2 separate regions of the Homo sapiens genome follow, and region 2 is linked to region 1. Evidence: read pairs that join two places in POLR2A ChIA-PET (ENCODE). Cell type or tissue: Panc1. All regions are shown on one strand. Each heading gives the region's core, and the rest is flanking DNA. Links, peaks and the distances in the headings are about the cores only.

Region 1 (14,272 bases), core at 4,841-12,840:
CAATGGTTGTTCTCATTTTGAGTAAGTGGAATAAGGAAGATGGAATATGGAATCTTATGACTGAAGGTTAGTCCTAATGGAGTAATTTTGTTGTGTATTAAGATTCGCAAACAGGATATTTAGGTGAATACAGCAATGTACTTAATTCCATGTGACATCTGCTTTCAGCATCTCAGGTTTGGCTCTACCACAGACCATGGAGATGCTTTGTTGAAAAACACTGTCCTCTATTTTTTCCTAGCAACTCATTACGTATATATCATCTATACATTGATCTTAATATTCTTTGAAATTAGCTGGATGCAGTGGCTCACACCTGTAATCCCAACACTTTGGGAGGTCAAGACAGGAGGATTGCTGGAGCCCAGGAGTTTCAGACCAGCCTGGACAACATAGTGAGATGTTGTCTCTACCAAAAAATTAAAAAATTGTCTATTTAGTATATATTTAGTATATAAGCCATTTTAAAAGAAGCTTTAGGCCGGGCACGGTGGCTCGCGCCTGTAATCCCAGCACTTTGGGAGGCTGACGTGGGCAGATCATGAGGTCAGGAGTTCGAGACCAGACTGGCTGATATGGTGAAACCCTGTCTCTACTAAAAATACAAAAATTAGCCAGACGTGATGACATGTGCCTGTAATTCCAGCTACTCCAAAGGCTGAGGCAGGAGAATCGCTTGAACTTGGGAGGTGGAGGTTGCAGTGAGCTGAGATAGCGCCACTGCACTCCAGCCTGGGTGACAGAGCAAGACTCCATCTCAAAAAAAAAAAAAAGAGGTAAATGTTAGGATAACTAAAATTTACTACTCTATAGCATATATTGCCTTAAAGTGATGTTTTAAATGTCAACTTATGTTGTGCAATTTGGATTATATCTGTCTTTAGTGCACCACCCAGATAACTGCTTTTCTCTGCACATGTGCAGAAATGAAGTTCTTGTCATAGTAGACATAATAAACATTTGCTGAATGACCAGCACGCGTGAAATTAAGTAGAAATAAATACCTACCTTTACATTAAACTATAAAGGAGATAATTTATTATATTATGATAAGAAAGATTAAGTGAATATTAATTTTTAAGATAGCACATCCTGGTTTATTGACATTCACTGGCAAAATGAATTATTCAACATATGAATTTTTACTAAACACTGAATGTAGAATATATAACAATTTGGCACATAATTGGCATATTATAATGGCATATTACTGACATGACCTTATAAGGCAATGCTTTTATTTTTGGCCAAATTAGGATCCTGAAATTTGTTTCAATGTTTGCCTCTGTTTTGTACTTCTAGGCCGTTCAGTCGATTCTGGGAGTGAAGCACTGTTGCCACCTACTGTGAAGAGTGCGGTAATGATGATGACAAAGGAAAATGAACAGAGAGTAATAATAGAGTTTTAAATAAATTATGAAGTAAAAATTAAGCGGATCCATCCATACAAGTTACAGTACTCTTGAACTGAATTGCCAGTAAAAATAGTTACTGAATAGAATGAACCAGGTCTGCTAGGAGTCCTGTGAAGCCAGGCCTTTGGAGCTGTGGGAATTTTTTTTTTTTAATAGATGGGGTCTTACTATGTAGCCCAGGCTAGGCTCAAACTCTTGGGCTCAGTGATCCTCCCCTGTAGCTGAGACTACAAGAATGCACCACCATGCCTGGCTAAGGATCTATGGGCTTTTAAGATAGCCTTCCTTGAAGTTTTTGGTTTAGGGATTTTTTTATTTTTATTTTTTTTTGAGACAGGGTCTCGCTGTATGGCCCATGCTGGAGTGCAGCTGCGTGATCACAGTTCACTGCAGACTTGACCTCCTGCAGGTGATCTTCCCACCTCAGCCTCCAGAATAGCTAGGACCACAGGTATAGGTCACCATGCCTAGCTGAAGGTTTTTGGGTTTTTTTAAATACACACGTGTACACACAATTTCCTGAATTTGTACATTTTTTTCCCTTCAACTCTTTTCACCTAACCAATCAATTTTATTATCATTTCTGCTTATGTTTTACTTTCCCATATTACCTTTTTCATAAGCTGATTTCCAAAATGACTTTTTTCTAGATGGTCTATACATAGCTTCTCTCTCTCTTTTTTTCTTTCTAAAGATTCAAACTCCAATTTGTAACAATTTAGTTTGAGATAATAGTTCTCAATTACAATCAGAAGTATTCCCAACATCAAATTTGTTGGACTAACTACCTCAACTGGGCACTAAAATATAATTTCCAGTGGGTACAAAGCAAAATACCATTACTCTACACTTGGCCTCCACATGGAATTCCCCTTATTCCTATGTATTCTCTTCCATTAACTACTTTTATAAATCATTTTCTCCTTGCCTGAATATGAGTCACTGAGGGCAGTGATTACGTTATTTTCATGCCTCCCCTCTAATCAACCCTTGCCCCTACTGCTAGTATTTTGGACATGGTAGGTGCCCAATATTTACTAAATAAAGTGTGAAAAGCGTAATGCCTCTGAAAAAAATGATTTTATTCATCATGCAGGAGTGAGAGAGATAAAGTAACACAATGTAGGAAATAAAAAAGTAATAAATGTTATTAGATAACTGATCAGGTGCTCTTTGTTCCTTTCAGCCAACTTCTAGACAATGGTAGCAGGAATTGGAAGGCAAGAGGAATGGATAAGAGAAGTAAAGGACAGGTAATCACTCAAACATTGGGTTATTCAGTGTGTTTTAGTCATGTTAGGCTGCTATAACAAAGTACCACAGACTGGGTGTCTTATAAATAACAGCAATTTATTTCTCACAGTTCTGGAGGCTGGAAGTTGTAGATTGCTGTGTCAGCCTGGTCAGATTCTAGAGAGGACACTCTTTTGGTTGCAAACTGCTGACTTCTCATTGTGTCCTAACATGAAGTAAAGAGAGCAAGAGAGGTTTCTGGCCTCTTCTTATAAGGGCACTAATTCTATTCATGAGGATTCCACTCTCATGACCTAATTACCTCCCCCAAATCCCACTTTCAAATACTATCTTACTGGGAATTGGATTTCAACATGTGAGTGTTGGGGAGACACAAATCAGTGTTTAAGTATTCTAAGTAATGGGCTAATTGGTCTTGAAAGGGAGGACACAGAATTAAAAGCCACAGAGATCCTGATACTGTGCTCTTGGGAAGTTCCAACAATCACACAAGATAGGTTAGAAGAATATTAAGTGCTAACCAGTGCAATGTTGACCCATGTTCAATAAAAGTTTCAGAAACGTGAAAAACATGTAGATTGGGATCAACTGAGGAATATTTCTGGAGAAGATGGGCTGTTGAATGGATTCTTAAATTTCCAGATGTGAAAAATGAAAAGAGATAAAAGATGAAGATAGGTGAAAGAAGTAAGCATGCATTTTTGGAAAGTGAAATATCATAAAGCAAATAACAGAGATGGAAGACACTCCTATTTCTCCTTGAACTGATTTTCAAGTATGGTGTAGAGCACTCTATTACACTAGCTACTAGGCAGCCACATGTGGGTATTTGCATTTAAAATGAAATAAAATTAAAAATTAAGTTCCTCAGTTGCAATAGTTACATTTCAAGTGATCAACAGTCACATATGCCTGTTGGTATTTGTATTGAGCAATGCAAATATAAAACATATCCGGCCGGGCACGGTGGCTCATGCCTGTAATCCCAGCACTTTGGGAGGCCAAGGTGGGTGGATCCCAAGGCCAAGAGATCGAGACCATCCTGGCCAACCTGGTGAAAGCCCATCTCTACTAAAAATATAAAAAGTTAGCTGGGCATGGTGGTGCGTGCCTGTAGTGCCAGCTACTCGGGAGGCTGAGGCAGGAGAAGTGCTTGAATCCGGGAGGAAGAGGTTGCAGTGAGCTGAGATCGCACCACTGCCCTTCAGCCTGGCAACAGAGCAAGACTCCTTCTCAAAAAAAAAAAAAAAAAAACAAAAAAAAAACAAAGAACAAAAAACACATCCATCATCGCAAAAAAGTTCTATTGTACTATAGTGAGTGCTATTGAGTATTTACTATACAAAAAGCTCTCATAATCCCATTTAATTTTCACGGCAACCTTATAAAGTATATAGTAGTCAGGTGTGGTGGCTCATGCCTGTAATCCCAGCACTTTGGGAGGTTAAGGCGGGCAGATTGCTTGAGCCCAGGAATGCAAGACCAGCTGGACAACATAGTGAGACCCCATCTCTACAAAAAATACAAAAATTAGCCAGGCATGGTGGCATGTGCCTGTAGTCCCAGCTACTTGGAGGTCTGAGGTGGGGGGATCACTTAAGCCCCGGAGGTCAAAGCTGCAGTGAGCTGAGATCACACCACTGGGTGTGACAGAATGGGTGACAGAATAAGACTGTCTCAAAAGATAAATAAATAAATAAAGTATTTTTAAATTTAATATATTTTATTTATATTAAATGTTTTATATTTTGAGACTCTGTCTCCAAACACAAAATAAATAAATAAATAAATAATAACGTATATAGTTAAAGGGCCAGGCGCGGTGGCTCACGCCTGTAATCCCAGTACTTTAGAAGGCTGAGGCAGGTGGATCACCTGAGGTCAGGAGTTCAAGACCAGCCTGGCCAACATGGTGAAACCCTGTCTCTACTAAAAATACAAAAAGTTAGCTGGGCGTGGTGGCGGGCGCCTGTAATCCCAGCTACTCAGGAGGCTAAGGCAGGAGAATTGCTTGAACCCGGGAGGCAGAGGTTGCAGTGAGCTGAGATCACGCCATTGCACTCCAGCCTAGGTGACAAGAGCGAAACTCTGTCAAAAAAAAAAAAAAAAGAAAGAAAAGAAAGAAAACTGAAGTCCCTAAAACTTAAGTATTTGTTCAAACACAGCTGTGATTTGAAATTTTATGTGACTCCAAAAACGGAAGCTTTAAGCTATAGAAAATAAGCCTGTTAGATAGGGAAAAATGAGTCATTTACCAGAGACAGTGACACCCCAGCTTGACCTTTTTATGGCATGTAAAATCCAGTAGACTCTCAAGGAAGAGAACAAAATTACAAAAGTGGTATTTCAGGATATTAAGTAGACTGTTGTGTGCAGGGGTAGGCTAGCCCACATGATTTCTTTCGATGACTAGAAAAAAAGCCTCCCTGTCTAGGAAGGATGCAGCCTTATGGGTATTTAACTTAGTTAACAGAGCACGAAGTAGACTCCAGCCTCTTCTCACTCCCAAGTTTGGGCACTCTCTTTTAAAACGAAGAAATTGGAAGGCATGGAGGAAATGGAAGCCTGTGCTATAATGGAGGCAATGCCAAAAGAAAGAGAAAAAACAGCAAAAACAAAATTTGAAAAAAGAAATCCAAAAAATTAAAAATTTAATTAAAAAATTTTTAAAATGGCAAAATCAGAGCAAAGTCAGAGTTTATTCCAAGGTTTCCAGTATGCTGGTCTAACACACTGCGGCACTTATAATAGAAAAGTGATAGAAAGGGCTGGGTGTGGTAGTGCATGCCTGCAGTCCTAGCACTTTGGGAGGCCAAGGGGGGCAGATCACTTGAGCCTACGAGCTCAAGACCAGCCTGTCCAACATGGTGAAACCCTGTCTTTACTAAAAATACAAAAATTAGCTGGGCGTGATGGCATACGCCTGTAGTCCCAGCTACTTGGGAGGCTGAGGCAGGAGGATCACTTGAGCCAGGGAGGCAGAGGTTGCAGTGAGCCAAGATCGTGCCACTGCACTCCAGCCTGGGCAACGAGCAAGACTCCATCTCAAAAAAAACGAAAAGCAAAAAAAACCACACACACAAAAATTAGCAGGGCATGGTGGTGCATGCCTGTAGTGCCAGCTACTCAGGAGGCTGAGGTAGGAGCATCTCTTGAACTCGGGAGGTTGAGATTGCGGCGAGCTGAGATTGTGCCACACTGCACTCCAGCCTGGGTGACAGACTGAGATCCTGTCTTAAAAAAAAAAAAAAAAAGAGAGAGATAGAAGAAAGGGAGCTGATTTCTGGGTTCTAATCGGGCATGGAAGCTTAGAAGTCACCACTCCTATCCACACAAGGAAAACAACTGAACAAAGTAAAAATCAATAACTCTTTTTAGATCCATCAGAGAATGTAAGATACAATAAATCTTTCTGAGTTTCTCTTCAAGGGTTTAGCCTGTTAACTTCCTTATCCTTTGTTCTCAAACTCAGCTTTCTTGTTCTTCCTTGCCCCTAGTTACCGTAAACAGCCTACCCACTTCCCGTCAGCTCTAATCAATAACTCACATCTGTTCCCGTGTTACCTGTACCAATTGTTCCCCCAAAACTGCACATCCCACACGCTCCACCTCTGTACCTCACATCCCCCTCCCCTTCTATATTTAGGAAAATATGTACAAGTAGCCAATCGGGTCAGCTCAGATTGTGCAGTCTGACCTCAGCCCATGGAGGAGTGACACAGAGATAGGGACTGCATTAAGGATAAAAACCCCCTGGTCTCCTTTGTTCTCTGTGCTCCTGTGATCTTGATTGACCCAAGTGGCACCCTTCTGCAGAAGTAAATTGCCTTGCTGAGAGAATTAAACTTTTGCCTGAGTGCTGGTTTTACTTCACGGCACCAAGCGTTTATTTCTGGAGCATTTTATACCCAGTAGAGAGCTAAGGTCACAGGGCAAACTACTGCCCTCAAAATTGGAGAGATAGATAGATACAGAGGATCACAATTTATTGGAGGAAACCCACGAGCAGAAACGTCCTTGGGGACCAGTGGCTGGGGTAGGAAAACCTGAACTGCCACTGACAGATTGCTGGAGGCTCAGTGTAGACAAGTCTGAGAGTTAAAAACTCCATGGGGGCCTAGTTATTGGAGGGTCCCCACGGTTTTGTGAGTTTTACCTCCAGGAATTCAATCTGGTTCACAGTAAGAGAAATCACTGTGTGTTTCTGGAAGGGGGAGAGGAAAAGAAATTATTCTGAATAATCCCACAGAATTATGTTCTTAAAGAACATCCTCAAGAGAAACTATCTGACCCGAGCCTAAGCAATTAGGGTTTTACCAGAGCCTAACCTAGCTGGTGGAAGGGAAATTCTCAACTCTAGCTTCCCCTAAGCCTTCTTGTCTCACCAAAACTGGAGACTGGGGATGGGGAGGTAGGTAGGGGGAGAGGGACAGAAAGCACCTGTGTTTTTGTTGTGGTGGTGGTGGTTGTTTTGTTTTAGATAGGGTCTCACTGTGTCGCTCAGGCTGGAGTGTAGGTGGTGCGATCACGGCTCACTACAGCCCTCATCTCCCTAGCTCAAGCGATCATCACACCTCAGCTTCCCAAGTAGCTAGGACTGCAGGTGTGCACCACCATACCCAGCTTTTTTTTTTTTTTAATTTATTGTAGAGACAGGGTCTTGCTATGTTGCCCAGGCTGGTCTTGAACTCTTGAGCTCGAGTGATCCTCCCACCTCAGTCTCCCAAAGTGCTGAAATTACAGGCATGAGCCACCACACATGGCCAGAAAGCACTTGTGAAGTTCATAGCAGAGGCACAGGCTCACTAAAGAATTGAGACCTACTCTCAGACCTTATTTAAGTCTCAAGAACCCAAAGACAACAGAGGAGACAAAAACAAGGAAATCAGCCTTTGACACTTAATGCTATAGCAAGCAGTAAACACAGCCTAATCCCTAGCCAAATAAACATAAAACCTCATACTAAAGGCCTGTTTGCTTCAGTTCCTTTTACCCAGTAAATGTTGTCCTGTTTTCACAAAAAGACAACACTTAACAAAAGACAAAAAATGCAGTTTGAAAAGACAGAGCAAACATCAGAATCAGAATCAGGTATAGCAAGAATGTTATTAGAATATGTATAATAGAATTATCATACAAGGAATTTAAATTAACTATGATTGATATGTTAAGGGCTGTAATGGAAAAAAATCAACATTATGCAAGAACAGCTGGGTAGTGTAAGCAGAATGATAGAAACTCTAAGAAAGAATCAAAAGGAAATGCTAGAGATAAAAAACACTAACAGAAAGGAAGAATGTCTTTGATGGGCTCCATCAATAAACTTCAGAGACAAAGAATCTGAGCCTGAAAAAATGTCACAAGAAACTTCTAAAACTGAAAAAAAAAAAAAAAAAAACTTCTAAAACCGAAATGCACAGAGAAAAAAAGAAAAAATCAGATATCCAAAAATGGGAGGAGAATTACAAAAGATGTAACATATACATAACAGAAATACCAGAGGGAGAAGAAAAGAAGAAAATTTGAAGCAACAATGACTGAGAATTTCCCCAAATTAACGAAGGATACAAAACCACAGATCCAGGAAGCTCAGAGTACACTAAACAGTATAAATAACAAAAAATCTGCACCTAACCATAATCATGTTCAATCTGTAGAAAATTGAAGACAGAAAATCTTGAAAGAAGCAAAAAGGAGAAAAAAAAACCACAATTTGCCTACAGAGGAGTAAGGATAAGAATTACATTAGACTTCTCTTCAGAAATTGTGCAAGCAAGAGAAGAGAAAAGTGAAATATTTAAGGTATTGAAAGAAAAAAAAAAACCACTCACCTAGAATTCTGTATCCAGTGAAATTATCCTTCAACAGTGAGGGCGAAAGACTTTCTCAGGCAAACAAAATTTGAGGGAATTTGTCACCAGTAGACTTGCGTTGCAAGGAATTTTAAAAGTCCTTGAGAGAGAAAGAATATGATGCAGGTCAGAAACTTGGATCAACATTTTAAAAACGAAGAGCATTAGAGAAGGAATCAATAAAGGTAAACAGCCTGGGCAACATAGTGAGACCCTGTCTCTACAAAAAAAAAAAATGAGCTAGGGTCAGTGGTGCGTACCTGTAGTCCCAACTACTTTGGAGGCTGAGGCAGGAAGACTGCTTGAGTTCAGGAGTTTGAGGCTGCAATGAGGTATAATTGTGCCACTGCACTCCAGCCCAGGTGACACAGAGAGAGAGATGTTGTCTCCAGAAAAAAAAAAAAAAGATAAATAAAGGTAAATAAAATATTTTATTTTTCTTTTTCTTCTTCTTCTTCTTTTTTTTTTTTTGCTTCTTTTTGAGACAGGGTCTCCCTCTGTCATCCAGGCTGGGGTGCAGTGACATGATCATGGCTCACTACAGCCTTGACTGCCCTAGCTCAAGCAATCCTTCTGCCTCATCCTCCAAAGTAGCTGATGCTACAGGTGCATGCCACCAAGCCTCTAGATTTTTTTTTTTTTTTTTGTAAACTGGTTTTCAAATTCTTTGCACACCACAATTTTTAGACTGCCACTGAAATATTTTTTAATTGCCCAATTACTTCCTAAGATGAAGCAACAGTGAACAATTATTGTATCCTCGTTTCTAACACAGGGTCTGCTCCCGGTAACTATTAAAAATGTTGTTAATTACAAAAGATGAAAAAAAACTTTGTTAATTAGAGGAACTCACTGAGGAACTGAGTATATACATAGAAAAAAAATACCTATAGATCCTTGAGTATACTTGCTTTTAAACAGGAGGAATTAAAAGAGTCTTTTTAAAACACGAATGTGGCTGGGAGCGGTGGTTCACACCTGTAATCTCAGCACTTTCGGAGGCCGAGGCGGATAGATCACTTTGAGGTCAGGAGTTTGAGACCAGCCTGGACAACATGGTGAAACTCCATCTCTACCAAATATAGAAAAATTAGACAGGCATGGTGGCCCGCGCCTGTAGTCCCAGCTACATGGGAAGCTGAGGCAGAAGAATTGCTTGAACTTGGGAGGCAGAGGGTGCAGTGAGCCAAGATTGCGCCACTGCACTCCAGCCTGGGTGACAGAGCAAGAACTTGTCTCAATAATAATAATAATAATAATAATAATAATAATAATAATAATAAATAAAAATGAATGCTTTCCAAAGGCAAATCCTCAGCTTTCTGCTCTTTATAAAAAATTACTTCTTTTTTTTTTTTTGCAACAGGGTCTCACTCTTTCACCCAGGCTGCAGTGCAGTGGCACAATCATAGCTCACTGTAACCCTGAAATCCTGGGCTCAGGTGATCTTCCCACCTCTATTGGGAACAGGCCCCCAAAATCTGGCCATAAACTGGCCCCAAAACTGGCCATAAACAAAATCTCTGCAGCACTGTGACATGTTCATGATGGCCAAAATGACCACGCTGGAAGGTTGTGGGTTTACTGGAATGACAGCAAGGAACACCTGGCCCACCCAGGACGGAAAACTGCTTAAAGGCATTCTTAAGCCACAAACAATAGCATGAGCGATCTGTGCCTTAAGGACATGCTCCTGCTGCAGTTAACTAGCCCAACCTATTCCTTTAATTCAGCCCATCCCTTCGTTTCCCTTAAGGGATACTTTTAGTTAATTTAATATCTATAGAAACAATGCTAATGAGTGGCTTGCTGTTAATAAATAGGTGGGTAAATCTCTGTTCGGGGCTCTCACCTCTGAAGGCTGTGAGACCCTGATTTCCCACTTTACACTTCTATATTTCTATGTGTGTGTCTTTAATTCCTCTAGCACCACTGGGTTAGGGTCTCCCTGACCAAGCTGGTCTCGGCAAGTGGCATCCATTGTGGGGGGCTCGAATCCAGGTTGAAGGGTCGCCAGAGTGACAGTTGGAAAACATGGAACTAGCTGGAGGACACCCAAGTACTCTTAAAGCAATCCCCGTGGTGAGTAAGAAGGGGAGCTCGGAAGCGTCAGGGTAACAATGGGACAAGTGCGGGGTGTGGTTCGTTCCATCTTGGAACTTTTTCACGCTGATGATGAGGAGGAAGGAGAGTATAACGAAATAACAGAAGAGGTTACAGAGCAGGTTTGTTTGCCACCTAAAGCTAAAGCGGCAAAGCAGGGAGAGGTTCATCCCCACCCTTCTGCATCCCCTCCCTATTATTTTGAAGAAAATGACCCTCCAGATCTTTCTTTCCTGGAAGACACTGGGCGAAAAGTAGTTGCCCCAGTGACTGTTCGAGAAGTGCCTTAAGCGACTGCTCTCAGTTCTATTCAAGCAGGAATTTAGCAAGCTACACAAGAGGTTGATTTAGAGGCTTGGCATTTTGCTGTTAGAATACACCCCCCAGATCAACAGGGAAATATTATAGCTACATTTGAGCCTTTTCCTTTTAAATTACTAAAAAAATTTAAACAAGCTATTAATACTAAAAAAGGATATAGAAATAATCAGCGAGTCAGGCTGCCATATAGGGGATTCCAGAATGGCTCAGGCCATTCCCTCACCCCTGTACAATGTCTGTCCCCTGCCACAGCTGGTAGTGCCACGGTAGACTTATGCTGCACAAAAGCTGTGAGCCTTCTGCCTGGGGAATCCCTGCAAAAGGTTCCAACAGGAGTCTGTGGATCTTTGCCAATGGGGACAATAGGATTACTTTTAGGAAGGTCTAATTTAAGTTTAAAAGGGGTACAAATACATACAGGAGTCACTGATTCAGATTACAATGGGGAAATTCAAATTGTTATATTTACTTCTGTTCCCTGGAAAGCAGAGCCAGGAGAGTGCATAGCACAGCTCCTGATCGTGCCGTATGTGGGAATGGGAAAAAGTGAAATTAAACGAACAGGAGGATTTGGAAGCACAAATAAACAAGGCAAAGCAGCTTATTGGGTAAATCAAATTACTGATAAATGTCCTACCTGTGAAATAACTATTCAGGGAAAGAAATTTAAAGGTTTGGTAGATACAGAAGCGGACATTTCAATCATTTCTCTACAGCAGTGGCCGTCTGTGTGGCCAATTCAACCCGCTCAATTTAACATAGTTGGAGTTGGTAAAGCCCCTGAAGTATATCAAAGTAGTTATATTTTGCATTGTGAAGGGCCTGATGGACAACCTGGGACTATTCAACCAATTATAACTTCTGCACCTATAAATTTATGGGGAAGAGATTTGTTACAACAATGGGGAGCACAAGTTCTAATTCCAGAACAATTATATAGCCCTCGAAGTCAACATACAATGCATGAAATGGGGTATGTCCCTGGTATGGGACTAGAAAAAAAAAATTTGCAAGGTTTGCAAGAACTGCTTCAAGCAGAAAGACAAAATTCCTGCCAAAGATTAGGATATCATTTTTGATGGCCATTGTTAAGCCTCCAGAACCTATACCTTTAAAATGGTTAACAGATAAGCCAATTTGGATAGAACAATGGCCGCTAAGTAAAGAGAAACTGGAGGCTTTAGAGAAATTAGTTACTACACAATTAGAAAATGGGCACATAGCTCTAACATTTTCCCCTTGGAATTCTCCAGTTTTTGTAATTAAGAAAAAATCAGGTAAATGGAGAATGTTAACTGACTTAAGGGCCATCAATTCAGTTATACAACCTAAGGGAGCATTACAGCCAGGATTGCCTTCTCCTGCTATAATTCCAAAAAATTGGCCTCTAATAGTCATAGATTTAAAAGACTATTTCTTTACTATCCCTTTAGCTGAGCAAGACTGTGAACAGTTTGCATTTACAATTCCTGCAGTAAACAACCTGCAGCCTGCTAAGTGTTTTCCTTGTTTCACAGATGGGTCTAGTAATGGCAAAGCTTCTTATTCTGGATCAAAAGGTAAAGTTTTCCAGACGCCCTATACTTCAGCTTAAAAAGCGGAGCTTGTAGCTGTAATTGAGGTATGGACTGCTTTTAATATGCCTATTAATGTCATTTCTGCTGCTTCATACGTGGTTCATTCCACACAATTAATTAAAAATGCTGTTACTATTTCATACAGATAAACAACTAATGACAAAAACAAAAAAGGGGGAGAAATAGGGATTATGGGACAGCCCATACACAATTGAATCTAGCATTATTAACTTTAAATGTTTTGAGCCTGCCCAAAGAAGGCCAGATGTTATCAGCAGCTGAACAGCATCTACAGAAACCAGATGCAAAGACAGAAGCAGAACAACTGATTTGGTGGAGAGATCCGGTAACAAAAAGTTGGGAAATAGGTAAAATAATAACTTGGGGTAGAGGTTATGCTGTATTTCTCCAGGCCAAAATCAACAGCCGATTTGGATACCATCAAGACACCTGAAACCTTATCATTAGCCAGATGCCAAGGAAGAGATTCTGGGAGGATCCCAAGGACCCCCCCCCCCGGTTGCAGCCATGTTGAGACTGACACTGAGAAGGACCCCAACTGTCGTGAGCTATACCCATCAAACACAGCCACCCACCTGGGGACAGACCAAGAAGCTGTCACAGATGGCAGAAGAAAACCTGAGGAAAGCGGGACAACCAATCACAACGAGTAATTTAATGGTAGCTACCATAGCGGTGATCACCATTGCCATAAGTATTCCTTCAACAAGGGCTGCCGAGACCAGCTCGGTCGGGGAGAGCCTAACCTAGCGGCGCTAGAGGAATTAAAGACACACACATAGAAATATAGAGGTGTGAAGTGGGAAATCAGGGGTCTCACAGCCTTCAGAGCTGAGAGCCCCGAAGAGAGATTTACCCACGTATTTATTAACAGCAAGCCAGTCATTAGCATTGTTTCTACAGATATTAAATTAACTAAAAGTATCCCTTAAGGGAAACGAAGGGATGCGCCGAATTAAAGGAATAGGTTGGGCTAGTTAACTGCAGCAGGAGCATGTCCTTAAGGCACAGATCACTCATGCTATTGTTTGTGGCATAAGAAGGCCTTTAAGTGGTTTTCCACCCTGGAAGGGCCAGGGGTTCCTTGCCCTCATTCCAGTAAACCCACAACCTTCCAGCGTGGGCATTATGGCCATCACGAACATGTCACAGTGCTGCAGAGATTTTGTCTATGGCCAGTTTTGGCCATTCTCCTGAGGCAGGAGAATGGTGTGAACCCAGGAGGCGGAGCTTGCAGTGAGCCCAAATCGCGCCACTGCACTCCAGTCTGGGTAACAGAGTGAGACTCCATCTCAAAAAAAATTTTTTTTTACTATTCTGCTACCCAATATCCTTAAATAATTATTGAGTGCCTTAATCAAAATAAAAAATTCCCAGCTTGCCCTTTAAAATTCTTGTCAATCTGTTTCCTCTTATACCTAGTCAGCCTTGTTTTCCATTCCAACACTAAGTCTTAGACAAAAAGTCTTTATCTGTCCAAAAAATCTCTAAGTCTTTTTTTTTTTTCTTTTTTCGAGACAGAGTCTTGCTCTGTTGCCCAGGCTGGAGTGCAGTTGCCTGATCTTGGCTCACTGTAACCTCTGCCTCCTGGGCTCAAGTGATTCTCGTGCCTCAGCCTCCCAAGAAGTTGGCATTACAGGCTTGCGCCACCATGCCTGGCTAATTTTTGTATTTTTAGTAGAGACGGTTTTTCGCCATGTTAGCCAGTCTGGTCTTGAACTCCTGGCCT
Region 2 (17,495 bases), core at 3,993-11,992, 400 kb before region 1:
AGTCTGCCAGCACTAAGGAAACAATAAACAAACAAATTTTTTATTAAATAGAAAATTAACTAATAGTAGCCTTACTATTTCTGCATATGTATATGCCTTTTTATGTACATGACATAAATACACTAATGTTGACAATAAAGAAGAAAATGGAATTGATTCTGAACTCTGCTCATGCTTTCTTTCTGAAGAGAATTGCTGGTTTAAAAGAAACCAACAAACAAAGCCCTTATTGACGAGAGACCCCCACATCAATAAAAAATGTGCTTATGTTTTACAAGAGTTTAAATTTCAAATGAAATTTGAACTTGACTCACATAGAGAGTCAAGCTCAATACACACATTCATTGTCAATAACACCTAACATTTTGGTTTAAATTACAATTAGGTATAAAAATATAAATACATGCACAATTCTTAAAGTTTTAAATTACTGTCCTCCTAGTGTTGACCTTAGTGTATATTTGGTCCTCAACTAAATACCTATTAAAGTCAGTCCTACCTTTCTCAAGGCAATACAAACTTCTGTGGCACGGAAATCATGAGTTATCTTTTCTTTTTTTTTGAGACGAAGTCTCGCTCTGCCACCAGGCTGGAGTGCAGTGGCGCGATCTAGGCTCACTGCAACCTCTGCCTCCCGGGTTCAAGCGATTCTCCTGCCTCAGCCTCCTGAGTAGCTGGGACTACAGGCACGTGCCACCACACCCGGCTTATTTTTTGTATTTTTAGTAGAGAAGGGGTTTCACCACGTTGGCCAAGATGGTCTCTAACTCCAGACCTTGTGATCACCTGCCTCAGCCTCCCAAAGTTTTGGGATTACAGGCGTTAGCCACCGCACCTGGCTGCCTTATCTTTTCTTTAGAGACAGGTTCTCGCTGTGTCGCCCAGGCTGGAGTGCAGCGGTGTGATCACGGCTCACCGCAGTCTTGACCCCCTAGACCCAAGCAATCCTCTGGCTTCAGCCTCCTGAGTACCGGGGACCACAAGCGTGCACCAACATGCCTGGCTAATTTTTGTATTTTCTGTAGAGGCAGGGTCTTACCATGTTGCTCATGCTAATTGTGAACTCCCAGGCTATAGCAGTCCTTCCACCTTGGTGTCCCAGGGCGCTGGGATTACCGGCATGAGCCGTTGCGCCTGGCCTGAAACCTTTTATTTTCTAACAAACTCCCCTAACCCTGTAACGGGGTCACTGTAAAAAGTATATTTGCTCAACAGTCTGCTGGCAATTCCAAACAGTTCTGATTCTGTTTCACAGTTTTGAAGAAAAGGTGGTAGTCTGGAGAGATGTTACACAAAAGATAACTGAGCATCTTTAGAAAAGACAAATCTAGCCATATAAAATATTACCAGAGGGAGGCCGGGCGCAGTGGCTCACGCCTGTAATCCTAGCACTTTGGGAAGCCAAGGTGGGCGGATCACGAAGTCAGGAGTTCGAGACCAGTCTGGCCAATATGGTGAAACCCCATCTCTACTAAAAATACAAAAAAATTAGCCAGGCGTGGTGGCACTCGCCTGTAGTCCCAGCTACTCGGGAGCTGAGGCAGGAGAATCGCTTGAACCCGGGAGACGGAGGTTGCAGTGAGCTGAGATCGCGCCACTGCACCCCAGCCTGGGTGGTGACAGAGTGAGATGCTGTCTCAAAAAAAAAAAAAAAAAAAAAAAAAAAAAAAAAAAAAAAAAAAAGTTATCAGAGGGAAAATCTAACTCTGCACAAGAGGGATAGTCTAGCCACGTGAGGGATTATTACTTACCAAACAGTCCAAGCAACAGAAATAAACACACACAAAGGAGTTGTCCCAGTGCCACTCCAAATCCTCTCATTTGCTTCCTTTTAGGGCTTATTACTGTGCACACATATATCTTTACACTTACTCCTATTATACACACACATATATTTAATGTACAAATATACAGACAAACATGCATACACACTGATACACATATATATTATTTATATATGATTTATCTTATCCTTCTTCCTGGTTAACATATCCAGCACTTCATAACTATTTGAACAGCTATAGTTGAACCTACAGGTTTTTTTTTTTTAAAGACAGAGTCTTACTCTGTCACCTAGGCTGGAATGCAGTGGTGCGATCTCGACTCACTGCAACCTCTGCCTCCCAGGTTCAAGCGATTCTCCTGCCTCAGCCTCCCGAGTAGCTGGGACTACAGGCACATGCCACCCAGCTAATTTTTTGTATTTTTAGTAGAGACAGGGTTTCACCATCTTGGCCAGGCTGGTCTCGAACTACTGACCTCAGGTGATCCGCCTGCCTTGGCCTCCCAAAGTGCTGGGATTACAGGCGTGAGCCACACATGCTTATTTAATAAGACGGTTAATATAACCCTGTGTGTAGGGCTTAGTACTGGACTAAATAACTGCTAAAATAAGCTATAATCAAGAATTCCATGACACATAAAAACAATAATTTTTATTTTTACTCAATATAAAACTACTTTAAAAAGCAGCTAGAAGGCCAGACATGGTGGCCCACACTTGTAATCCTAGAACTCTGAGAGGTCAAGGTAGGAGGACTGCTTAAGGCCAGGAGTTCAAAATGAGCCTGGGCAACATAGCAAGATCTTGTCTCCACAAGAAATTATATATATATATATGTATATGTATGTATATGTATATATATATGTATATGTATATATATATACATATACATATACATATATATATATATATATATATATATATATATATATATATATATGTATAAAGCCAGGTGTGGTGGTACATGCCTGTAGTCCCAGCTACTCAGGAGGCTGAGGTGGGAGGACCACTTGAGCCCAGGAGGTCCAGGAGTGAGGGAGTAGAAGAGCAGGGAAGCAGCTCCTTTACACAGGAAGAGCAAACCAAGAAGATCCTTAAATAGGCCTTTCACGAAATAAATGCCAGAATGGCAATCAAATCCTGCCCGGAGACTGAAAACTTCCATTCAAATGCTTTTTAGAGTTGGTGATATTGCCAAAGCTGTCATAGTTTTGACTCCGATTTTCTGATCAGCTCACAGCAGAGTGCTTCATAGTGTCCTTCTGTACCTTAAACCAGACAATATCAAAACGTCAAAGAAATACTTCCCAAGTGAAAGCTCATGTTTAGGGAACAGTACCAGTCTCTGTCTCAAGTTCTGCAGGGTTTAAAATAACACTCAGCTCTCACTGCTTTCTCTTGGGGTTCTCCTCGTTATCTTCCAAGAATATGAAATAAGGGCACATATGCCAACTTTTATAGTTGGCAAAGGGCATGCATTTTAGAAGCGGCATTTTTATAGGAATAGAAATAACACGGCAGCAACACCCTAACACCCTGGGTTTTTTTTTGTTGTTTTTTTTGTTTGTTTTTTTAAGTGGCTGCTACATTTAAAATAGAGGATGAGGTTCCCTATTGCATAAAATTGTACTCAGGCTTGCGTGGAGCAGAAGGGGTCTAATTAAAGTCAAGTTGTGAAGCAAAGCATCTCTACATTTGTACAACAGATAATGTGACAATCTGGTCTGGCTCTGGGCACTGTTACCCTGCTGTACTTCCTCTTTTTTTTTTTTTTAAGCTCCCCCAGGACCACCAAAAAAGGGCAGTCCTGAAGACGTGATAAGTAAATGAATACGGCAGCTGATGAAGCAGATGACTCTCGGTGGAGAAAGGAGCCCAAGGAATGAGAAATATGAATGGTAAGATTTCTGAAACAAATCTCAGACCCCAAACACACCCTGCTCTATCAAAGCAACTGCATGCTGAGCCCACTGTTAATTGACTTTCAGAACAAAACATATGAGCAAATTCTTTATTAATAGAGTCAATCTAAACAGCCAATGTGACTGGGGAGCATATTTGCTCCCTTTAGGCTGTGTGGCACTATGAAGAGCCTGGGATAAGCAAGGGGGCCTTTTCTGATCTCCCTTTAATTTCCTATCCCAATTTTTCTCTTCCCATGCCCTAAGCTCTTTAAAACTGGAGATTCGGGGCAAACTAAAGTCCTTGAAGCTTTATTAAAATACTACCTTCTTGGTATAAAATGACATCCTCACTCCTTTTTATCTGGTGTGACAGGCTGAATGATGTGTTCCTCCTACCCGCCAGGATGTCCACATGCTAATTCCTGATCCTGTTGACTATGCTGCCTTATACAATAAAAAGATAATCTCCCCATCTGAAGTTCCTTAATTTGATCATATCTGCAAAGGTATGATGATATCTGCAAAGGTATGATCAAATTAAGGGACTTCAGGAGGGGAGACTGTCTTAGATTATTATGGATGGGCCCAATGTCATCACAAGGGTCCTTAAAGGAAGAAGGACAGAGAAGTCAGAGAGAAAAGGCAATGTGTCAAGAGAAGCAGAGAGACAGAGACAAGATGCTATGTTGTTGGCTTTAAAGCTGGAGGAAGGGGCTGGAAGCCAAAGAATCTAAGTGGCCTCTGGAAGCTGACAAGGCCAAGGAAATGAAATCTCTCCTGGAGCCTTCAGAGATTACCACCCTATACACTCATTTTATTCTTCTGGTCTACAGAACTGTAGAATAATAAACTGGTGTTGGTTTAAGCCACTAAGTTTGTAGTCATTTGTTACAGCAGCAATGGGAAAGGAATACACCTGGTTAACCTTGTTCACCCTAAACTCTGTTCAGGCACCCTCTCCTATAAGGAGCCTCCTTGAGAGCTCTTTCCCCATCTGCCTCCAGCCCTACTTTGTCTTGGTCAGCTGTTCCTCTTCTTTGCAGAGCATCTTGCAATTACCTTTATAAAGCCTGGTATTACAACTGTCGAAGTATTTATCTGCTTCCTCAACTAGCCTGGGAGGCTCTCTTTTAAAGGCAGGGCATATGTCTGATTCATTTTCATATTCCAATATTTATCAATGTTTCTGACACATAGAAAGCACTCACATTTTTTTCAGTAAGTGAGTATGACTCATCCCTTAACAATCAGGAGGATACCAGCCTTCATTCCCTTAACCAGATGTTAAAGACACTAATGGTAAAGAAATAACTAGTTCATTACCAGAAAATAAACTTGGACATCCTATGAAAATGGCTCCTTTCTCTAGGGAAGGCTCTCACAATATCATTTGCCCATAGTAGATTCACATGAAAGAATTAAAAACTATCTTTTTTATCTCCAATCAAAAAGTTTATAAAGTTTTCAGTCAAAAGGAAAAACCAAGTATTGGATTGAGTAAAGAAGAGGGAGAAAATGAAAGACGAATAACAATAAACATTTTGGTAAATCTCATACAGTTACTGAGGTACGAGACTTACTGAGGTATACAGACTACAATGGTATGAGCCCACAGCTCTCTCTCCCACCCCACATGTTCTGCACAGTAACCCGACGGCCAATCATCAAGAAGAGAAGCCATTGCCTTCCCCTTGCATCCGGGTTGGGCTCAGGGCCTCACTGGGAACCCAGATAACATGGCAGAAGTGACCACTACACGGCTTCTAAGACCAGCTCAGAAGACACTCAGCAGCCTCTGGCTCTTTGAATGGTGGCTCTTCAGATGCTCCTTCCTGGGGCACTCTCCCTCAGAAGCCAGATGCTATGCTGTGAGAAGCCCAAGCCACGTGGAGTTCTACATGGAGGCTCTCTGGTTGATAGTCCCAGCTGGGCCCAGTCCTTGAGAGGTATCATAGCTCAAAAACTAGGTATGTGGGTGAAACAGCCTCCAGATGGACTGGCATCCCCAGTCAATCAGGTCTTCCCTGATGAGGCCCCAGACAAAACAAAGAAGAGACAATCCCTGCCATGCCAGCCTGGCTTCCTGACCCACAGAAGCCAGGAGCCTAAAAAAATGAAGTGTGGGGTACTTTCGTATCCACAGCAAAAAATTGCAACAGTTGATAAACAGACAAAAAAAGTTACTCAGCAGCACTAACACCACATTAAGACTAGGACTTTGCTTCCTAATGCTAAGGAGGAGGACCAGTCAAGAAGAATCTTGGTTAATTAGATCAATCTAATTCTGGCCTGATACCATGAAATACATACATGCTCTACGGCTGTGGCTCCTACAGTTTGAGACTTGAGAGAATACATTGCTTATAGTTCAATGAGAGACTGAAAAATGTGAGTACCCTTACTTTACCACTTAGGAAGTTATCTGGATGGTCTCATGCTAGATTTACAATCCTATACCCTCAAATGCTTGGGAGGTTAGATTACATGGGATTAAACTCAGAGGGATGCTGGAAGCACACCAAAATCTTCACTCTCCTTCCTGCCCAATTTGGTCCACTATAAATAAAACTTGACAGGCTTTCTTAGTTCAACTTAATAATGTGTAGCACGAGTGCCTTCAGATGCCCAGTAGCTAAACCACACATCAGCTTTCTTAGGAAGCCTTCTAGCAACAGGCAGAAAAAAGAACAACTACTGCCAAGAGTGCTGTGCACAAGAGTGCTGGTGGCCTCGAGTGACTCATTCAACAAGGCTCCATCTTTCTGTACTGGAAGGTCAAAAGTGGGAGGGAGTTGAGCCTTTAATAACCAAACTCAGGCTTTTTTGCTAAAGCCAGATGCTGTCATTACAGAAGCAGATGAGAATACAGTTATAATTGATCCGAAATCCTGATGAATTCCAGGTGCACCTCCCAGCAGCCTGGGAGAGCTGGTGCCTCAAAGCCCTCAGAGGATTTTATTACTCATGTCATAGTGGCTGTTCCACTGTAGAGTCTACAGGGCCTCAGTACTTTTCCTCTTTGACTTCAGAAGGAAGCATTTTTTTTTTTTTTTTTTGCCAAACCTTTGGAGACACTTTTTAAAAGCAAGCCATTTTCTCAAATATATCAAAGAATATAATGGAAAAAGTAAAAAGACTAAGAAAAAGTTGAGAGCAAGAGCTAGGTTGAAGACTTCAAGGTTCCCCTTGGTAATGAGATGAAGCGTAGTGTTTAGAAATCTGAAGTGGGGACTGGTTGAGGTCCTTAACCAGTAGATAAGAGTTTTATGAGCCAGCAGATTGCTAGCTATGGTCCATGTCATTTGGAAGAGAAGAAAAAGCATGACCAGAACCCCAAATGGTATTTCTGGTGGCGCAGCTTCAAAGGCAGAGCCAGAGTATAGCCACATTTTAGGAATGCCTGCCCATTTTCCAAGCCTGGTTCTCCAGGCTCCTTGTCAAGTCTGTGCTTTTCTCAACATCTTTTCGATCAACCCTTTCCTCTATGTGTTAGAGTCAGTTTCTGCTTCTTGCAAAGAAGACTCTGAACTAATATAAATATCCAAAGGGTGGTTTTTACTTCCAAATGTATTTTTTTCTGTTTGGTAGTCTCGGGGCTCAAAAATATACACTGCCACACAACTAAGAAAACATCAATTTAGGTAAGATGGTCATATGTCCTTCCATGGGGCTATTAATAAATTAGCCAATAAGAAAAAATAGATGACTCCTTTTTCTCACCCTGGTCTTTATTTCAAGACCATAAATTTTCGTTAAGAGATATTTCAACACAAAACCAGATGTGTTAATCCCCTTAAAAAATTGTTTTTTAAGGAAAAAAGAATTCAAGGAGCACAATGGTTGACTGTTAATGATTTAGTCTTCATCTACTCAATACACTCATGTTTTCAGGCATGTCACAAACCACGCACAGTATAAGCTTACTATCTGTATTCATGTAATTAAGACTCATTTGTCATCATGTACATTGAAGCCATGTATGTGTTTGCTCAGTGACATCAGGCTTAGACCCCAATCCCACCCCCACCATAAGCAAAGCTTTGGGTTAACATTCTTGCCACCATCACATACCATTAAACTAAAGGTGCTCCCTGCCTTCCTAAAACATGCACTTCAGCTATTACAAGATTTGTAGCAAGATTTTTTAAGGAAAAAAAATATAAGATTGGGATTCTAAATATTCATCAAAACATGAGAAAATGATGTAGTCATACATAAAAATCTTTCAACAGCCAAATAATAACTTCCTTTAATTTACATCTGAACTAATTAATTAGTGGTGGTCAAATTAGATAGAATGGATTTATTGGCTCAAGAGGTAGAGGGGGAAAAATCCTGCTACATAAACTACTTAAGATACATGGCCTTTTAAATGTCTTTCTAGCATCTGGTTCCATATTGCGTTAGTACGCTTGGCTATGCTCTAACAGTGATCAAAGCCCAAAGGATCTGGCTACTCTAAAGCATATTACTTTATTTGCAAAAAATAGATGTTGAACTCCCCTACTTCACCCCTCATTCCTGCCAATAAAAACAAAGATAATCCTTTCATCCTTCTTAGGCAGATGAATGGAATCCCAACTTACTAAAAAAGATGAAAAGCTTTAAAAACAATCTTCTCGAAGGCAAAGACTCTTCTTTGGTCCTCCTTCCTGGTATCCTGGTACCTGGTATGGTACTCTCTCTGCCATATGTGGCTCAAAAGGAATTATTCACTGAACAAAACCCTATCTGCACAGGCATGCCAGAATATAATAATGAATATTATTATAAAACCAGAAGATTCCAATGACATTTTGGTTAAAGAGGTTAAAGAATTCACTTTACTATGATGTGAAAAAAAAAAAATTCACTCACGCAAAGATGGGAGAAAAAGAGGAAGGGATTTAAGAGACTTTGAGCTGTGAGCGGCATTGCATGTTTTAGAAAGCAAGATCAACACAGAATAACACCTTTTGCACCTCAAGATTGGATAAATCGGTTGAGGCTCTTCTGACCTATCTATAACAACTAAGTTTGTCGGGGGCATGTTGCTACCTTGTCTTCATTCCCATGGCTATTAGGATAATAATCCATTTGCTTGGTCTGTCTATATGGTTTTTAGACAAGAATAATGCAGGATGGTTGCAGCAGAATAAAAAATTCTAGGCAGCAGTTTCACATGACTAAGCAAAAGGAAACTGCTGAAATAGCTGCAGAAGCTTGGGGCTGATAAGACCCTGAAAAACAGGGTGTGGGCCAAGCTGGCAAAGACAAACTGGGTCCAACATGGTGCTGGATTTGATCCAGGTTTCTCCTAGGACCTTATTCTATGCTCATTCACATATTCAATCATATACCCACCAGTGCCATGACAGTTCCAGAACATCGTTATTTGAGGTAAAAATGGGTAGCACCATAGTTCTGAGAAATCTCCAGCTTCTTCCAGGAATCTCCGTGAATACTCCATCCCTTGGTTAAAGAAATCCATAAAGGTAGCAGCCCCAAACCACCTTGTGTGACTCTCTCAAGCATGCCCACACTCCCCTTTCTTGAGTGTGTACTTTTTGCTTTGCAATAAATCTCCACACTTTCACTATTTTCTAACTCATACTTGAATTCATTCTTGTGAGGATGTCAAGCGCCTAGACACCAGCAGGGTTTGGGGTCCCACCAGCATTTGAGGACCTCCCCTAGCCCACTGCTATCACCTTCTATCAGATGCAAATGCCTATGCCAAGGACAGTACCTGAAGACCTACCATCACTCCTGATTAATTACAGAAATGAGGCCAGTTTTGGTTAAAGCTCTAAGAATTCAATGTCAAAAGTAATTTAGTTCTCATTACTATTGTCCAGGTATTAGACTTAGGATTACATTTTTCTTCAATTAAGCACATACTACACCCTAAATAGCTAAAGCATATATAAGTCTGACACCAAAGAGTTAAAACTCAATTCTGCAAGTATCTGTGGGCCTACTATGCATAAGAAAGGTACTCTATCTTACCTAGGAGAAAAAAATATTATCATTCATCTCATGAATTCCTGGCTTTTATTCTTGTTCTATACAAATATATCTTTAGGATATAATCTGACCTGCAGTATAATCAGATTCCTGTTATAATATGAGTCATTATAACAAGGGCCACTGATAACTATATAGTAAATGTTTCCAATGTGAAAAGTACTCAGCATGCAATATTTTCAAATATGACCTAATGATAAAGATTTGGGCGTTATATGAGCTGCACATACTGTTTCTCTTTCATATTAAACCCATCCACCCAAACATACTTCCTTATTTATAAATGTAAAATTTATATATTTATACATGATATATAAAAACATTCACAGACAAGCATTCGTACATTCTTGTCTCTAAAATCTATTTGTCTTGGAAGCCAGAATATGAATTTAAAGATTCACTATTATTCTTCTTCATTCTCTTGGAAGCTGGATATTTTTTCACTATCTTTGGGGCTCAATAGAAAGAAAAAAAAAGATAATATTTGGTTGTCTCCACAGTTGGCATTTACAAAATGGATAATATCAAAATCTTAAAGAATGGACTAGCAGTAAGGAGGCAATGCAAATAAAGGAGCAAGAGGAGTGTCTGCCCTGTTCACATCTTTGAAGCTTCCCAGCCTATGCAGAGGCTCACAGGCTGGTGTCTAGAACATTTGGCAGCTGGGCAGTAAATCCAATTAAGGAGGTAGGAGGCAGGGGAAATAGCTCCGAAGTCCTGTCTCATTTCAGTATTTCCCTTATTTCCTTCAAGGGATTCACAAACAATAAGGCCACAACTTCAACACATTTCAAGGAAGTTCAGGATCAGGAGCACCAAGTCCTGTTCCTGGCTCTGTCACTTATCTAGCTATGTGACCACAGGTAAACTATGTATTTCAATTTCGCTAAAATCAAGATATTAATATTTGTCTCAAAGATGTTCTTATAGAACCAAATGATGCCATGCATGTAGCTGGTATAGCCCCGGCATATAGTAGGTTCTCAATAAATACTATCAGAGTTTCTAGTTCAGAACCTTTCAGGAAAGAGGAGAGAAAACAGTCCCTCTGTGACCTGGATTTTAATCCAGCTCGGGTCTTAATCCAAAAGCATTTGGAATTAAATGGGACTTCTAGCATAACACACAACTTGGCGAAGGGTCCTATTGTAACCTGGGCTTCCACCTGTTCTCTAAGGACTACTTTGTAATTTCTCACCTCAAAGTAGCCTCTGATGTCAGGCATATACCAGGGGAACAAACAGGTACTCTTCTTGGTCCTACAACACTGCCCACTACCCTGTGGGAAAGCAGCTACTATCTAGGCGGTGATGTTTGGATACACTGGGGCAGGGCCCGCGGCGGTGATGTTTGGATACGCTGGGGCAGGGCCCGCGGCGTCATATTGTCTTTGTGTAATCCCTCCTTTCTTTGTGGTCAGACAGTCTCCGTTTCCAACCATGCTCAACTGTTGCATTATTGTTTGGCTGTGACAAGCCCACTTAAGCTTACACGCTCCCAGAATCAGTGCCAGTATTTGCCAGGTTTTTCATAGCATCCAGCAAAAATAAAGTAACTGTGATGAAAGAGTTCATAAAATTTGCATGGTGGACGATCAAGTGCCAATATCAACCCCAATGAAAACCACATACATGTAACAAAACCGGTTTTCAAACTGGATTATTCCATGTTCCCTAAAAACATAAAAATTAAAACAAAAACAACAACAACAAAAAAAGAGTACTGTGATTATTTTTAACTTATCCTAGAAATAAGATACCAAATTTAGACTAAGTTCATTACATTCCTCTCAGTGAGATCTTAGAAATTAACTATTATATTCCTTAGGCCCTAGGATAAATGAAAAGGTAAATAATTCCGTTCAAAGATGTCCAAATGTAAGATGTGTGAGTATTCTTATGAAAACTATAGTGTAGCCTACCTCTTTAAAGTTATCAAATGCTGATAAAATGATTTCATGCCCGCCTCTGACAAGACAAACGGCTGCCAACAGTTCTAAGACAAGGGCTTTTGTTCTGCCAAAACAAGAAGAAGAAAAACACAAATCAGTGAAAATGGCATGATGAGTCAGCTGTTTCTTCCTTCCAAGATACATGAGAATAAAACATTTGCCCTTACATTTTTAAAAAATTTTACTAAGGTACAGTTTAATCAAAGTACATTTTTAAACCTTTACTGACTACTACATATGTGATTTGTCTAAGATGGCAAATTTGGAAGGTATACTTACCAAAAAGACAAATCACTCACTAATGAAAACTAGTTCTGAGAAGAATAATCTCTTAGACCTATCATCAGGTGACTCAGTACAATACAGATGAAAAATGTTTACTGGTACGCTAAAAACAAAGGGAATGGGAATATGCTGAAAAACAAACTATTGATTAAGTATTTGCTCTGGTTTTAGAGACAGTGAGAGAACATTTGCAAAAAAAAAAGTTCAAAATCAACTGAAACTCATGTTCTACATTTCAAATCTGCTCATGTAGGGACAGATCCATAAATCTCCCACGAAAATACAAGTTTCTGTCCTTTCTTCTTCCTACGCAGGACAACTGGAAGGAGCTGGATTACAGCTTTACTAGCTTTACTAACACAAGAATATTTTCTTTGACTCAAGAAAATAAAACTCAATCTGAAATATTTTTGGAAGGAGAACATGGAGATACACTCTAAGTTTTCAAATTCAATGTCAAGAAAGAAACAGCATTGTTTCTTCAATCATAAGACCACTTAAGTATTTCATTTTTTTTCTGGAATAACAGCTTTCACCAACTTCTAAACAAAAACTGTTCTGATACTCCACAATGTCAATTGTCTTTTAAAAAATAATGTCTTCCCTGTAGTAGAAGGCAGAGACACAGAAGCATGGCTACTTAGGACTCTAGTAAACGAAGGAAGGAATCGCACAGTCGCAAAAGGTTTAATCAGGGGAAGTTTGAAAGAATAATATTCAGTAAAGAGGACTTGATAGTTCGTGTTGCATTTTCCAAATCAGAAATGGCTAATTTATAAACAGATTTTTGAATTAACAGTTTTCAGATATTTTGTCTACAGAGAGGTATTGGATGAAAAGGAATTGCACATTTGAAGTACAGAATACTTCACCAAAATGGAAAGCACATTAAAATAACTACAATTGATGAAGACTGGCTTTTACGACTAACGTGTGATGTGAATTATATCTGCTGCTAGCCTTTACAAGGTGGTGAATATGAAAGGAAATCTGCATATACAATTTTATTTTTCTATTTCTTTCTTTCTTTATTTTTTGAGACAGAGTCTTGCCCTGTCACCCAGGCCGGAGTGCAGCGGTGCGATCTCGGCTCACTGCAACCTCCACTTCCTGGGTTCAAGCCATTCTCCTGCCTCAGCCTCCTGAGTAGCTGGGATTACAGGCATGTGCCACCATGTCTGGCTAATTTTTTGTATTTTTAGTAGAGATGGGGTTTCACCATGTTAGCCAGGCTGGTCGCAACTCCTGACCTCAGGTGATCTGCCTGCCTCGGCCTCCCAAAGTGCTGAGATTACAGGCATGAGCCACTGCGGCTGGCCACTACAATTATTTTTCTATTTTCGTTCAGTAATTAAAGCTACATATGTAAAGTTATCAAGCGAAGTGTAGACGAAGGATGGTGGTTTTAGCTAGCTTCCAGCAATAACTGATATACGTAAATCTTTATCAAGACTCTCCTGGCCCCCGAGTCCTGGCAACCTGATCCTCTCCAAATTTAGCAGCAAGGATGCTGGAAACCAGGCCTCAAAAGAACAAAAGCTTGAGGAGAACAGTGAAGGGCTAGAATTGTCACCAGTTGCTCAACTCTGGCCCATCTAAGAATGTAACTTGGCTAAAAGGAAAAATTCTTACACAGCCAAAGAGTTTATAGCCAATCTTATTTCAGAGATTAACACTTGAAAGTTTCCAAAGTCAAACTTGGTTAAGTGTTGACTAGCCCTCTGTTTTCTCTAGATAGATTTAGACTTGCGTACTACAAAAGCAGCTTACCTGGGATTCTTGTTGTTCAGGCTTAGTGCAATCTCATTGACAGCGTGTGGATGAGACATGACCATGTTGAAACCATACTAAAATTAACATGGAAAAAAAAAGAAACACAAAGCATTGGGAGACAAGTTAGGGAACTGTCAGTATTGATTTAAAACCAAAAACCCGAAGTATCTACCTAATGAAACTTACACCATTATAAATGCACTTATGTCTCTAGTATATCACTGTCAGAGCATATTTCTCTATTAAAAATTTCAAGAATGCCAGATGCAATGATTTGTGCCTCCAGTCCCAGCTACTCAGGAGGCTGAGGCGGGGGGTACAGCTTGAGTCCAGGACAACAAGACCCACATCTCTCAAAAAAAAAAAAAAAAAAATCGGCAATGATGCTATTATCAAAAGATTATCTTCCCATTCTTTACAAATGAACTACATGTTTCTCTTTATTAAAATGATAAAAAGGCTCTAGCCCAGTGATTATTAACCTTGGCCGCTCCTTAAACTCCCCTGGAAGACTAAACAAAACATTTACTCCGAATCTCAATTACAGGGACCTGGCACCTGAGTTTTTAAGCTTCCAGGGTGACTCCACAGTATACAATAGATATAACATACAAAATGTGTGTTAACAGACTTTATGCTACTGGTGAGGTCTCCAGTTATATACAGATTTTTGACTACACCAGGGATCAGTACCCCTCACACCCCACAAAATTCAAGGGTCAACTATATTCTTTCTCCTCAAAACTCACTCTCAGCTCATCAGAGAAAACATCCAGAAGTTCCTATACCACATCAATCTATCCACACAGATTTGTGGCTTACCTCCTCACCTCCTATTAAAGAGGAACTCTTCTGTGCTCCAAACTAAGGCCAACCCCTCCCATGAGTCCTTCCTCCATCCCATTCCCTCGCATCTGCTCACGAACATCATATGTTCCAGAAATTCCTCCCTTCCCCCTTATTTTTCCCTCTCCATAGACTCATTGCCATTAGCATAAAAAATGCAAATTATCTTAAGTAACAATAAAAACCTCTCTTGATACCACAACCTGTGTTCAGCCACTGCCTCTCATTTCTCTGCTATCCTTTACAGCAAAACTCCTCCAGACACTCAGTATAAATCCTCACTTCCTGCTCATTCTTGAAACCACTCCAATCAAGCATTTCACCCCCACCATCCCAATGAACTGTTCTTGCCAAGATCACCAAAGACCTGCACTTTGCTGAAGCCAATGGCCAATCCTCACTCCACATCTTACTTGACTTAGCAGCATCTAACAGAGCTGAATACTCCCTTCTCCTTGAAATATGTCCTTCACTTGGCTCCTACTTGGCTATTTTTCAGGCTCTCTAGCCAGCTTTTCTTCGTCTCTCTGACATTTAAACAGAGAGCCCTAGAGTTCATATTTTGGACTTCTTTACTTCTCAGTCTACCCCTACTGATCTCATTCACCTTCCTGGCTTCCTATGCCATTTATATGCTAATTACTCTCAAATGTCTAACTCCAGCCTAGACCACTGCCTTGAAATCCAGACTGGCATATCCAACCATGCACCTAAGATCACCATTTGAATGTCTAAGGGGAATCTCAAAGTTAAAATCCCCGAAACAGAATTCCTAATGATCTCCCTCAAATCCATCTATCCTGCAGTCTTCCCATCTTTGTAGATAGCAAATATATCTCACAGGTGCCCAAGACAAAAGCCCTGGTGCCACCCTCTACTACTCACCTTCTCCCTCATATCCAATGCTGTGGCCTTTAACATCAAAATAAAACCAGAATCTGACCACCTCTCATCATCTCCACTCCTATGATCCTAGTCCATATGACCACCAAAGCTCACCTAAATTACTGCTAAAAGCCTCCTAAATGGTCTACCCCCTCTTGCCTTTGCCTGGCCAAGATCAAACCTAAACACAGAAGCCAGCATGGTCTCATGTTAAATGCAAGTGTCAGATTATGTCGTTATAACCATTCAATAGCTTTCCACTCATAGTGAAGTCAATGTCCTCTCAGCGGCCTCTAAAGCTCTACATAATCAAACTCCCTGTCACATCTGACTTCATCTTCTACTCTTCTCCCTCTTACTCATTCTGATCCAGCCAAGCCTCCTTTCTGTGCCTTGGGCAAACCAGACATTCCTGCCTCAGGGTCTCTGCACTTGCCCTTTTCTCTGCCTAGAACCTTCTTCCCCTAATATCCCTCCCTTTGCTCCCTCATTCAAGTTGTTACTAGATGTTACCCTCTCAGTGACCCTTCCCTAGCTGGCCTATTTAAAACTCGCACACATTTTCAGCAGTTCCTATTTCCTATTTTTTCTACAGTACTTAGTAATGGTTCTCTGGGTTCAAAGTGTTCCTGGGTCCAAATCTTGACTCCACTACTAACTAGCTATGTGATTTTAGGCAAATTACCAAACTTCTCTGTGTCCCAGCTTCATCAGTAAAATGGGGAGAGTAATATTATTGATCTCACAGGGCTATTTACATGACTTAAGAGGTTTAAAAGCACTAGACCTGAAAAGTGTAACATGTAAGCATTAGCTTTCATTTCATCATTATTATCTGGAACATATACATTTTACCAATTTATTTGTTGGTCATCTGTCTCCCCTCCCTGGAAAGTAAGTTCCCTGGGCCACAGATTTATTCAATGCTGTATTCTCAGTTGCCTATGTGGAACAGGGGCCGTCTGGCAAAGTTCAAAAAAAAATGGAAAGAATAAATGCATGTTTCCCTTCTTAAATTTAACACAGCACCTTTTGTGTTGGTTTGAACTCTAACACCAACCCTCGACCTATGTATTTATCTCCCACTTCTACTTGGACCCACTGTAGCATCCATATTAATGGAAATCAAATCCTATTTCTATATTTGAATTCCACTTTTCTAAGTGGAACCCCTGTACCCCTGCTTTGCTGACCTAATTAAACTGATGACCCTACCAGTTCACGCTAGGTACTACAGGCTCTAACTTCCACTTTGTTGTTAAGATTAACCCAGCACACGTGTTCCACCGTAACTTCCAGTGTTTTTACAGTGGGGTCAACCTGCATCTCAATTACCCAAAGGAGGAATCTGCATTTTCAACGATCTTCTAGGTGCTTCTTATAAAGATTAGGAACCACTGAGCCCAACTGTCAATAATTGTAACTTTTTGCCTGTTTGCCATATAACCCTTTGAGAACCACTGTCTCTATCCATTCCTGGTGTTCTAGAGTTGTTTCATTACTACCTGCAACAGCAGCTTATTCAATCTTTAGTAGTCACAAGCATTCACCAAGCAATCTAGGTAAGTTTATCTCTATAGGAGGAAAACACCTTTCCTTTAAATACGTCACAAATTATATATATTTATTAAAATATGAGAGCAAAGAATTAAACCTTGAGAATTAGGATGAACCAGGCCTTTCTTTTTTAATAGAATCTCGTTAAATCCTGGCATTTACTTCAAATAGAAATAATACAAAGAAACCAAAGAGAACAAAATCTGAGTCTGTTTTTTTTTTTGTTTGGTTGGTTTTTCTTCTTTTTTAAAAAAATTTCAACAGCTTTAGGGGTACAAGCAGCTTTTGGTAACACAGATAAATTGTAGGATGATGAAGTCTGGGCTTTTATTGTACCCTTCGCCCAAGCGGTGTACACTGCACCCAGCAGTCATTTCTGAGTCTGATTAATTCAGGTTTTTTTTAAAAGAACCAGAAGCTCCAACATACCTGATAATTCATGATGGCACGTAAACACATGATACAGACATGCACATCATCTTTCTTACTCACTAATCTTGAATTT

Evidence for each region. Peaks named below come from ENCODE experiments on the same cell type or tissue, not always from the same donor. Only the 100,000 strongest peaks of a DNase experiment are listed, where the experiment ranks them.
Region 2: POLR2A ChIA-PET joins it to region 1 with 11 read pairs; 4 of 35 experiments call an interaction of 5 or more read pairs at or near these places.

Annotation. Positions count from the first base shown.
Region 1 is chr2:152,177,154-152,191,425 of GRCh38, reverse strand. It overlaps LOC105373689 (a long non-coding RNA gene), which reads right to left. Exons shown (of 3, transcript XR_923477.3): 2 at 8,501-8,621; 3 at 739-756. LOC105373688 (a long non-coding RNA gene) reads left to right here and starts at 10,708. Exons shown (of 2, transcript XR_923475.1): 1 at 10,708-10,746; 2 at 12,463-12,566. In Panc1, for the core only: no CTCF peak of the experiment used is centred there; no DNase peak of the experiment used is centred there.
Region 2 is chr2:152,575,169-152,592,663 of GRCh38, reverse strand. FMNL2 (formin like 2) reads right to left here. Exons shown (of 26, transcript NM_052905.4): 7 at 17,420-17,495; 8 at 13,700-13,776; 9 at 11,615-11,708. Among named protein-coding and RNA genes, the nearest start is that of PRPF40A, 130 kb to the left of the region's middle. In Panc1, for the core only: no CTCF peak of the experiment used is centred there; no DNase peak of the experiment used is centred there.